Linked DNA regions of Homo sapiens: region 1 is linked to region 2. Evidence: chromatin contacts called from ENCODE Hi-C or POLR2A ChIA-PET data. All regions are on one chromosome and are shown on one strand. The core of a region is the stretch at or near the end of the contact, and the rest is flanking DNA. Distances in the headings are between cores, read along the strand shown.

What was found. A loop is a pair of places that touch in the nucleus more often than their neighbours do. ChIA-PET counts read pairs that join two places held with the same protein, here RNA polymerase II (POLR2A). Pooled maps may share reads with other maps.
Region 1: a map of naive thymus-derived CD4-positive, alpha-beta T cell shows a loop between it and region 2 (4-fold over the local background). The contact joins two enhancer-like sites. A Hi-C loop is called at or near these places in 1 of 168 maps with a recorded cell type or tissue (naive thymus-derived CD4-positive, alpha-beta T cell), 1 of 37 single-sample maps with no recorded cell type and 9 of 50 pooled maps. POLR2A ChIA-PET finds 5 or more read pairs at or near these places in 1 of 52 experiments (activated CD4-positive, alpha-beta T cell).

Annotation. Positions count from the first base shown.
Region 1 is chr5:56,008,514-56,014,104 of GRCh38, forward strand. No RefSeq gene overlaps it. Among named protein-coding and RNA genes, the nearest start is that of IL6ST-DT, 16 kb to the left of the region's middle. RefSeq lists enhancers at 3,472-3,541, 3,692-3,821 and a silencer at 3,952-4,001. Within about 2 kb of position 3,903, at least 13 of the 41 ENCODE cell types and tissues checked have a DNase peak (open chromatin) inside an H3K27ac peak, as active enhancers do.
Region 2 is chr5:56,325,838-56,331,329 of GRCh38, forward strand. All of the region lies in intron 2 of LOC105378977 (a long non-coding RNA gene), which reads left to right. Among named protein-coding and RNA genes, the nearest start is that of ANKRD55, 95 kb to the left of the region's middle. Within about 2 kb of position 3,219, at least 8 of the 41 ENCODE cell types and tissues checked have a DNase peak (open chromatin) inside an H3K27ac peak, as active enhancers do.

The sequences.
Region 1 (5,591 bases), core at 2,653-5,152, 320 kb before region 2:
CTCTCCTGTAGCCAAGCCTCAGGAGAGGCTTTTCTGCATGGTTTCCAGGGTTTGGTTTGTGAGGGAAGAAGATGAGGGTAAAGTCAACTCAAACTTCATCATAGCATTGTGCCCACTTTGCCCTGTCACTGCCATTCTCCAGCAGAAACACTTTGGACACCAACACATGCTCCCTCTTGGAGAAACTTTCTAGTTTGGGTAAAAAGACCAAAAAGTGGGAAAAAATTAATTAGAAATATGGAGATCATGGGTGGAAGGAGCTACCATGGCATGACCCTGAAAGCCCTCAGCATATTCTGGCATGGATCTCTGAGGAAATACAAGATGACCTCTGTGTGAGGTGTTTTTCATGTTGGTTGGAATTTTCACTGGTAAGAACACAAGTACCTTTAAGCTTTGGCCAGAAGGTTTCAGATCTTGAATAAACCCAAACTCATTTGTGCTTTTTCTAAGTAGAATAGTCAGGTTGAACCTGTGGATCAACAGTTGACATTATGCCAACCAAAATATTTCTCTTTTTGGAAGCAACTAATGAGTTTCAATAATTCTTCTTGAGTCTTTCTCACATAAGGAAACAGGGCACATCATTAAAACTGCCCTGGAGGAAATTATATGATAATCTTTGTAAAACTAACATTCCAGAAGGGAGGGGACTTTACCAATGCAGGGGATTATTAATAGCTATTTTGTGCCTTCAGATGGCATGATGCTTTATGTGTTAGTGAATTTCACAGGATCACATATGTGCAAGGGGGCCAGGCTCGGATCAAGGGGGTATGTGGCTGCTGGCTCTGATTTTTGTTCTGCTGGGCCTTGGTGGAAGCAACCAGTTAGGCAAATAGAGCCAGGCACACTATCCTTAATGTATTAGACAATTGGTAATTCTTTGTTGTTTATGATGATAGGTTTGATAGGAATCTCTGGACATGGAGATAGAAAACCAGGTGGCTCTACCATTTATTAGTTCTATAACTATAGACAGATTACTTGTCTCACCTGAACCTCCATTTCCTTATCTGTAAAATGGAAATACAATCTCTTTCAATAAGTTGTTATGAAATCTAAATAAGATAATATATGTAAAAGTGCTAGACATGGAAAAATATTTTATAATTTTTAAGGTATATTATTATTGTTGTTATGATTATCATTACTAGTAAGTTTAATCATGGAAGACTTATGGACTGACTAGTAAACTAGGATAACTTAGTGGGGATCTGTGGTTTGGAGTCTCAAAATAATAATGAAAGCCTAAATGTCAGACCTTTTTTTTTTCCCCTGAGACGGAGTTTCACTCTTGTTGCTCAGGCTGGAGTGCAATGGTGCAATCTTGGCTCACCGCAATCTCTGCCTCCCGGGTTCAAGCAATTCTCCTGCCTCAGCCTCCTGAGTAGCTGGGATTACAGGTGCCTGCCACCACGACTGGCTAATTTTGTATTTTTAGTCGGGACAGGGTTTCTCCATGTTGGTCAGGCTGGTCTTGAACTCCCAACCTCAGGTAATCCGCCTGCCTTGGCCTCCCAAAGTGCTGGGATTACAGGCGTGAGCCACTGCGCCTGGCCCAGACCTTTATTTTACACACACACACACACACACACACACACACACACACACACACACACTGCAGTTTGTTTCACTGAAGACATTGGGACTTGGTTTCAATTAGTTTCTGGTTCAAACAATTAGTTAATGGCAGGATCAAGATGATAAACCACTGTTTTGGCCAGGCACGGTGGCTCATGCCTGTAATCCCAGCACTTTGGGAGGCCGAAGCGGGTGGATTACTTGAGGTCAGCCTGGCCAGCATGGTGAAACCCTATCTTTACTAAAAATACAAAAATTAGCTGGACATGATAGCTGGTGCCTATAATCCCAGCTACTTGGGAGGCTGAGGCAGGAGAATCACTTGCACCCAGAAGGTGGAGGTTGCAGTGAGCCAAGATCACACCACTGTACTCCAGCCTGGGAGACAGAGCGAGACTCTGTCTCAAAAAGAAAAAAACAGCAAAAAAATGATAAACCACTATTTCAAGTAAATGTGAAATAGGACTGAGCGTTGAAGCAGCCTGAATCTGACATTAAATCCTATGGTGACCTATCACATGGAGACACAGAGGCTTGCGGGCAAATAACTGAAGTTCTTGATAACTAAGCTTGATGGAGGACACAGAGAGATTGTTCAGGCTAAGAATCACCAATGGATTTTTGTCATTTTAATGATATTATTAATCTGTAAAGGTATTGTTTAGAAAACATTGCCATCATATAATTCTTGTTAATTGCTTAGGATAATAAATAATATCTGCCATTTATTATTAATCACCCATTACATGCCAGGCATTCTACTTAAATCATGTCACTTAATCCCTTCGACCATCTGGAAAGTGGCACTACTGTCCCATTTTACAGATGAAATCAAAGCTCAGAGACACTAGGGAACTTGCTCAAGGTCACACAGTGGGTAAATGTCAGAGCCAGGATTCTAATTCACATTTGTATGACACTGAAGCTCAGGCCCTTTCTATCACTTACAGTTAATGAGTGTGGATGACCCAGAGACTAAGATTGTTTCCTTCATGGCCACATCTTTAATTTCTGCCAATCTGAAAACAAAACTTCTGCACAAGCGTTAGTGTCCTTAACCAGAGCTGCTTGCCCAACACAGTCCACACCATTAAGATTCTCTACTGCAAACAGGGCTTTCGATCCTTCCCTTTTACAGTGAATTCACACTCAGTTTGACCCCAGCTCTCCAAAGCTTTCTATCTGATCTTGTTTTCTGTTTTCAATTTTCATAAGCATGTCAGATTCCTTTCTTGAATGTGAAGGGGAGGAAAAGAATCATTATATAGGCCGGGCGCGGTGGCTCACGCCTGTAATACCAGCACTTTGGGAGGCCGAGGCGGTCGGATCACCTGAGGTCAGGAGTTCGAGACTGGCCTAGCCAACATGGTGAAACCCAGTCTCTACTAAAAATACAAAAAAATTAGCTGGGCGTGGTGGCGGGCACCTGTAGTCTCAGCTACTTGGGAGGCTGAGGCAGGAGAATCACTTGAGCCAGAGAGGCATAGGTTGCAGTGAGCCATGATCACACTGTTGCACTCCAGCCTGAGCAACAAGAGCGAAACTCCATCTCAAAAAAAAAATCATTATATAAAGTCAAATATGGATACCTTTTGTTTGAATAAACATGAGAGATTAGGGCAAACACTCAGGTTAAATAGGATATGACTACTGCTTAGGGTTAAAGCATGACAATAAATATTTTTAGACAACTAACTGAAAGACAGGTCTGTCCTCTCATTTTCCTGAGACCCATATACATACTTGAACATTAAGCAACGGGTCCTGGAGAGGGAGGTAAGAAGTATTTCACATTTCTACAATTTTGCTGAAATAATCTTACATGTAGAACATACACATCATGCTTTTATTTGGAAAACCTCATTCCACATGGAGGGCATTTGGGCTGTGACGGGGTGGGCAGATGACTAAGTCGGAGTCAGAACATCTCTATTTGAGCTCTGTAACTTCCTGACTATGCAGCCTTTGGCAAATCACATAATCATTCTGAATTTCACTTTCCTAATCAGTAAAATGTGACTAACAACAGCTGTCCCTGACTACTGCAGAAGGATAGTATGAGGGCCAAATGGGAGAAGAGATGGGAAAGGGCTTTCTAAACTGTAAAGTGCTGGGCAGATGTTAAGAGTTAATGTCAACTCTTGGAGAACATCCTAGCTTTGTGTATTACTATGAGTGAGAAGGTGGCAGGCTGCGGAGGTGGTGGTGGTGTGCTAAGGAGGATACTGGCAGTTTTTATATTCAGATGCTAAATCACAGCTGTTGGGCAGGCAGAAAGCCAGGGCAAAGCCTGCTCTCTCTAGCTGCACCTGAAACCCCAGTTTCCTCTACACTATTCACTAACTGCCCTGCCTATGAGCAGGGAAGTGTAAGGCCCTTCACCTCCCACAATCACAAGCAGGAGGGAAGAAGCCAGCACTGAGCCACAGAAAGGCTGAGTCACTAATAAAAACTACCATTTATCAAATGCTTACTATGTGTCAGGCAAGATGCTAAGCATTTTACATATATGATCTTATCTATTTCTCATATCAGCAAATAAAGCTGGTCTGATTATTATCCCCATTTTACAGATGAGGAAAGTGAGAGTCAGAGAAGTCAAATGACTTGCCTACGATTGTAATTAGACAGGAGTCTCTACCAAGAGTCAAATCCAGGAGATCTGATTGTAAAACCCACATCCTCAAACACTAAGCTATACTGCAACTTCTGGTTGCAACCTCACATGCTCAGCTTCCTGCCACCAAACACAACTCCATTGGTGGTATCCAGTTCCAAAGAGAGCAAATACAGAAAAGGACTTTGGGCGCTGATGCTGGCCGGGCAACTCCATTTCCTACTCACCACGCAGACCTCCCTTAGTACAATAATGTCCTAACTTGAGGAGTGACCAGGCATTTACCTGGTAACCTGTATCTTCTCAATGGGGAAAGAAAAGGAGAGCAAAATATGTTTGTGCCTCGAGTGTCTGGCTAATAGTTGTCATAAAGTTGTTTAACTCTAGTTAGGCCACAGCAGAATTAGAGTTATAATTTATTTTTTTTTTTGAGACAGAGTCTTGCTCTGTCTCCCAGGCTGGAGTACAGTGGCTCAGTCTCGGCTCACTGCAAGCTCTGCCGCCCGGGTTCACACCATTCTCCTGCCTCAGCCTCCCGAGTAGCTGGGACTACAGGCGCCCACCGCCACGCCCAGCTAATTTTTTGTATTTTTAGTAGAGACGGGGTTTCACCACGTTAGCCAGGATGGTCTTGATCTCCTGACCTCGTGATCCGCCCGCCTTGGCCTCCCAAAGTGCTGGGATTACAGGAGTGAGCCACTGCACCTGGCCAGAATTAGAGTTATAATTAAGGCAGGACGTGCCAAGGTGATCACAGCCAAAGGTCCCACTGTGACCTGGGAATGCGGTTGTTGTTAGCAGCGGCAACAACTGGTACTTCACCCAATCCCTCATTTCCATAGATCAACACAATCTCCATCTATAGCAAACATTTACTTAGCATCTGTGGAGTGCCATGCTCAACGTCAGGTGCCAGGAACATACACATGATAAGGCACTTTGACATGAGAAAAAGCAGTAGAAGGAAGTATATAATAATAACAGATTGGTGCTTCAGAAAGTACATGAAATTGAATTCTGAAGAGGAGGTGATATGGTTTGGCTGTGTCTCCACCCAAACCTTATCTTGATTTGTAGCTCCCATAATTCCCATGTGCTGTGGGAAGGATCTGGTGGGAGGTAATTGAATCATGGGGGCAGGTCTTTCCCATGCTGTTCTCATTATAGTGAATAAGTCTCACACCATCTAATGGTTTTTTTTTTTTTTTTAATTTTTATTTTTTTTATTGATCATTCTTGGGTGTTTCTCGCAGAGGGGGATTTGGCAGGGTCATAGGACAATAGTGGAGGGAAGGTTGGCAGATAAACAAGTGAACAAAGGTCTCTGGTTTTCCTAGGCAGAGGACCCTGCGGCCTTCCGCAGTGTTTGTGTCCCTGGGTACTTGAGATT
Region 2 (5,492 bases), core at 1,969-4,468:
TCACGCAGTCATCAGGTGATGGAACTAGGGTTTGAATTGTAAGCAGGCTGCTCCACAGTCTGTGTTCTTATCTACCGCACTATTTTGCCTCACATTGATCACTAGAACTAGAAGGATGGGGGTAGCATGGATTGGCGGATAGAGCCAGGGCCCTGCCACCCCCACGGCAGCATCACCACCACCACCCTCACCAGCAGCAGCCTTAAATACTGTTGTGGGTTTAATCACGGCCCTCCAAAAGATACGTCCATGCTGTAAACTCTGGGACCTATGGATGTGACCTTCCTTATTTGGAAAAAGAATCTTTACAGATATAATTAAATTAAGGATCTTTTGATGAGGAGACCATCCTGGATTATACAGGTAGACCTGAAATCCAAGGAGAAGTATCCTTCTAAGAGAAGGGCAGAGGGATATTTGAGGCAGAAAGAAGAGAAGAACACAGAGAAGAGGAAGTGGCAATGTGGCCCTGGAAGCAGAGATGGAAGTGATAAGGCCACAAGTAAAGAAATGGTGACAGCCACCAGGAGCTGGAGGAGGCAAAGAGCAGATTGCCCCTCAAAACCTCCCAGAGGCTGAATGGCCCTGCTGTGTTTCAGATTTCCAGGCTCCAGGACTGTGAGGGAAAACATTTGTTATTTTAAGCCAGCTAGTTTGTGGTAATTTACTACTTCAGCCTCAAGAAACTAACACAGATATTATATGTTGGTATAGTATTTTTTTGGTTTCTAAAATGCTTTGGCATGCATACATGGCTTCATTTGTACCCCCTAATGGTTTAGTTTGGGGACCCAAATCCACCATGAAATGGCTGTGGGATTTTGTGCAAGTTGTCAACCTCTCTGGCCTCTATCTTTTCATCTGTAAAATGAGGCAGATAATGATGCTCGCACTGTGTCCCCCACCAAAGTACTGTGAAGATTAAATGGAAAGACACGCTCATGGACTTGCTATACTGACAAGTTGTATTTGATGCTGAGCTCTCTTTACCTATCCTTGGGTGACAGCTCCCTCACTGCCTGGAAGAGGATATGGGCACCATAAACACACCTAGAGGGAGTGTGGGCATGCTTCTGCCACCTCCTTCACCAGCATGGTGTGAGGCTGAGGGTGAGGGCTGGGTGTGGAGAGCCCAAGGCCACTGGGAGACAGGACAGGGAGGGAAGTTTAACAAGACTGTGCTTTGCCATGGGTTCAGTCATCTCATGAGCTGAGGCTTGGGGTCCCAAGGCTGACTTCTCAAGAAACATTTGGTCTAAGAGCAGAAAGGCGGAAAGGTCTGTCCCTATTAGCCCTTGTCCTCTGCATGATCAGAAGCCAGGGACCACCCGTGAAGGTGTGAGTAGAAGTTCATTTTCCTGCTGACCTTTCAATCCAGAGCCTTTGGGTGATGATGGCTCTGAAAGGTGGTAATTAGTGCTAATCGAGGTGATGGTTTTGTGAAGCTGACACCTATCCATTAGGAAATGGACTGAGGCCAAGGGACCAGCCACCCCACCAGGGGACAAAAAGCTAAAAAATCAATGCGTGGCCAAACTCTGCACAATTAGTGTGCTCCTCCAACCATGCTTTAGTGCACAAAGGGAACCCTTGCAAGGATAGAAAATGGGAGCTCCAAGGTTGAATGCCACCCTAAGCCTAGGAATAGAGACATAAACAATGACAAGGAAGAAGAGACACAGTGGGAGAGAGAAGAGGAATGGCGGGAGGGCAACTCGGTGTGCTTTTATGAGGGACAGAATACACTCGGGCAGCTGAGAATAGCACGCAGTAAGCCAAGGGCACTCACTCATCTACATTCAGTATAAAGCGATTTCCTGATTTTTCATGAGTTATGCCGCTTGCATTCTATCAAATTTGTTTCCTGTTCCTTTACTCCAGTGAGTCTCTGCAGGTACCCAGAATTCTGCTAAAATTTGGCATCATCAAGGAACAAAACCTTCACTCATGTTATTGCGATAACTTTATAACTTCTCTTTTCCTTATGCCCCATCCAAACCATCCTCTACACTTAAGCACAAGTGAATTTTTAAAAACACAAATCTGAAAGTGTAACTCCCCTGCCTAAACCTTCCACTGGCTTGCTATTGCTGTTGTACTTAAGATAAAACCTCAAGTCTGCCACATGGTCTGGCTGTTGCCGACCTCCCCAGGCACTCTGCGTGCCGCTCTCCCCACCACTCTCCGCCCTCCTTTCCACCCTCTGTTCTGGCTATGAGTCTTCAAGTAAGTCATTCATTCATGTACATATAGTATAAGTATGTATGTATGTAGACATATACGGAAGCAGATAACCAAGTTAGATATCCGTTTGACTAGAAAGCTCTTTCCCCTGTAATGTGTATGCCTAACTGCAATTTTTTGTTCTTCTGACACACACAGAAGCCTTCTCAGACTCTCTCCCTTTAATTATGTTCCCCTTATTAATTTTTCATAATTCTCATAACATTATTTTCACCTTAATAGCTCTTACTACAAATTATATGTGTGTGTATGATTCATGTGTATATATATATATTCATATTAAAAGATCAATTAGTGTTAGCTTTTAAACTAATGTAAGAGTCTTTAGAAACAGGCAAACAGATTAGAAACACTTTTCTTCCTTTTTTACTTCCTTCCTTTTCTTTTTTCCTTCTCTTTGCTTTGTTCTTTTCTCTTTTTTTTTTTAAATACAGGCATAAATATAGAAGGGAGGATCATATATATGTGTGTGTGTGTGTGTGTGTGTGTGTGTGTGTGTATATATATATATATATGTATATGAATCATAGTTTGCCTTTTTGCTCCTCCACTAAATTGTTAGCTCTAAGAAGTGGGACATGTATGCTTTGTTCTCTGCAGTAAATTCAGTTCCCCAACCCCAGATATTCTGGGATTTGATTGGTCAGGGGTGGGGTGGGGTCTGAGCACCGGCCTTTACTGAAAGTTCCTCACATGGTTCTCATGTACAGCCAAGTGGAGACCTGTTTATCTAACCCACCTTCATCATTTTAAGAAGGAAGGAGCTGAGGCCCAGAGAGGTCACCTGACTTGGTCAAGGTCTCTTGGAGCTGGCTATAAGCAGATTGAGACAAGGACTCAGTTCTTTTAGGGCCTGGTCTCTTTGCACACTATAATGTCCCTTCACTTAAGTTGGAGAAGCTTTATCACTGAGTAGAGAGAGGTTTCTTTCATATTTTTGCATTCTTGGAGGATGACTAACTCATGCTTGTTAGCCTGGGACTTTCCAGGTTTTAGCGCTTTAGGTCCTGTGGGTCTCAGGTAAAGGAAACAAAAATATGCCACTCCAAAATATACTTCTTTGGTATATTTTGATATGACTATTCACAGGAACTGCAAACCACAGGAAAAGCTTTGAAAAGCTGTCTTTTGGGGAGGCGGGGAGATTTGCATCTGTAGAGGAAATCTACATTAGTGAAATGAAGTTAACAGCAGACACAAACAGGGTTTTATAAGGCCTCCCTTATCCAGACCTAGGAAAGATTAAATCACAGGAAAGAGGGACTAAAGTTCTGACACTTCAAAAGGTCTGACAGATAAAGTTTTACCACATAAGAGCAGGATACTGTCTGTTCTTTCCGAGGGCTGCTATCCATGGGGCTCTATCTGCATAACAAGATAGCCTTTGCTCACCATGCCTTTTCTCCCCTCTTCCTCCAATAACTTGTCTTGCCATGCCCCAAGCCTCTATTCCTTGCTGTATGGTATATAACCTTCAGCCATCTGGCTTTCCATTGAGTCTCATACTTTGTGTGTGGCTTCTGTGTCCATATGCACATTAATAAAATTTGTACACTTTTTTTTCCCTGTGAATCTGCCTATTGTTAGTTTGTTTTATAGACTCAAATTATTTAAACTTCAGAAGCAAGAGCGAAGGAAATTCTCTTCATCCCTACCCAGGCAAGCTGAGATGGTTGACATCACTGTTTGCACAATCACTAAGTCCAGGTTAGGAAAGAGAAGCAATGCCATACGGTGATTGAAACCCAAATTCTAAAGCTAGACTCACCTAGGTTTGAACCGTGACTTGTCAATTAGATGATGACCTCAGGCAAGCTTCAGTTTCTTTATGTGTAAGAAGGGAGAAATAATGTTGTATGCCTTAAACAGTTGTTGTGAAGATGAAATTAGCTAATATTTGTAAAGCACTTAGCACAAAACATTGTTCATAGTAAAAGATCAATTATGGTTAGCTTTTAAATTGATGTAAGAGTCTTTAGAAATGGATAAAATGATAGATATACTTTTCTCCCTTTTTTCTTTCCTTCCTTTTTCTCTTTCCTTCTCTTTGTTCTTTTTTCTTTTTAAAATGCAGGTGTAAATATAGAAGGGAGATGTGTTTCTGAAGGTCTAGCAATTGCTAGAGCACTAAAATACCTCTTTTTTTTTTTTTTTAACCAGCGCTCATTACTGTCTGTCAACTCTAAATGCCACCCAGACATTTCTAGGTAGTGCAATTTTGCCCTGCCAAGTGAAAGCATTTCATGACGCTCAATCATTAGGCAGCTATTTAAAACAATTTTCTTTCAGAGCTTCTCCTTCCCTTGGGCATTCATGCTGAAGACTCTGTCAAAGTGCCTATTTCCTGGAATCTGGCTATAGCAGACTTCCCAGAGGTTGGTACACCAGACTAATCATTTTTCTAAGGCAGCACTGGAGCCCTCAGGATACCAGTTGAATCTGATCCACATGGTAGCTCTGGGAACACAAAATGCTAATGATGTGGAACTTAGGCCACTGGTATTTATTCTATTGTTGTTTGCTTATTTATTTATTATCCGTGCAGGCCAACCAAAAGATAAATTTGGGACCAACCTCAAACAAGGTAATTGGAGTGTTCATTCAGTAGTCTTAGCTTACTTGTACTGGCCATCTTTATGTCTTTAGTGAGTCCATATTAGAAATGACGGTGTCTTTTTAGAAGGATGAACTAAGCAGAAATGTAGAAAAATCAGAATTTTTGAGATTCAACTTTGAAGACAACCTCCTCCAATTCCTTGGAGAGTATTTTGCTCATTTAATACTTGGTTACATTGTAACATTTTGCAACCCACCAGGAAATCACTCTAACAGTAACTGCTCGTCAAACAGTGACAAGAGGATTTGGGGAAGGCAAACAGCTGCAGATTCAGATGTGGGAGGGAGGTGGGCAGATGATGGGGGAATGAATCTTGAGTGTCCACATGCCAGGGAGAGGCTCAGCCAGGAATGACACTCCAGGGTGACTGACAGTCAATGAAACTTGCCATTCTAATCAGCAATAAAAAGGAATGAGCTGTTGCTATACACACAACAGGGATGGATATTAAAATAAATGTGCTGAGAGAAAGAAGCCAGACCAAAAAAAAAAAATAGTGCCTACTGCCTTTCATTTATATACAATGCTAGAAAATGGAAACTATTTCACTGTGACAGAAAGCAGATTAGTAGTTGTCTGTGACTGCACTGCCACCATTCAACCTGTTTCTTAGGTCAGTAATTTGGCATCA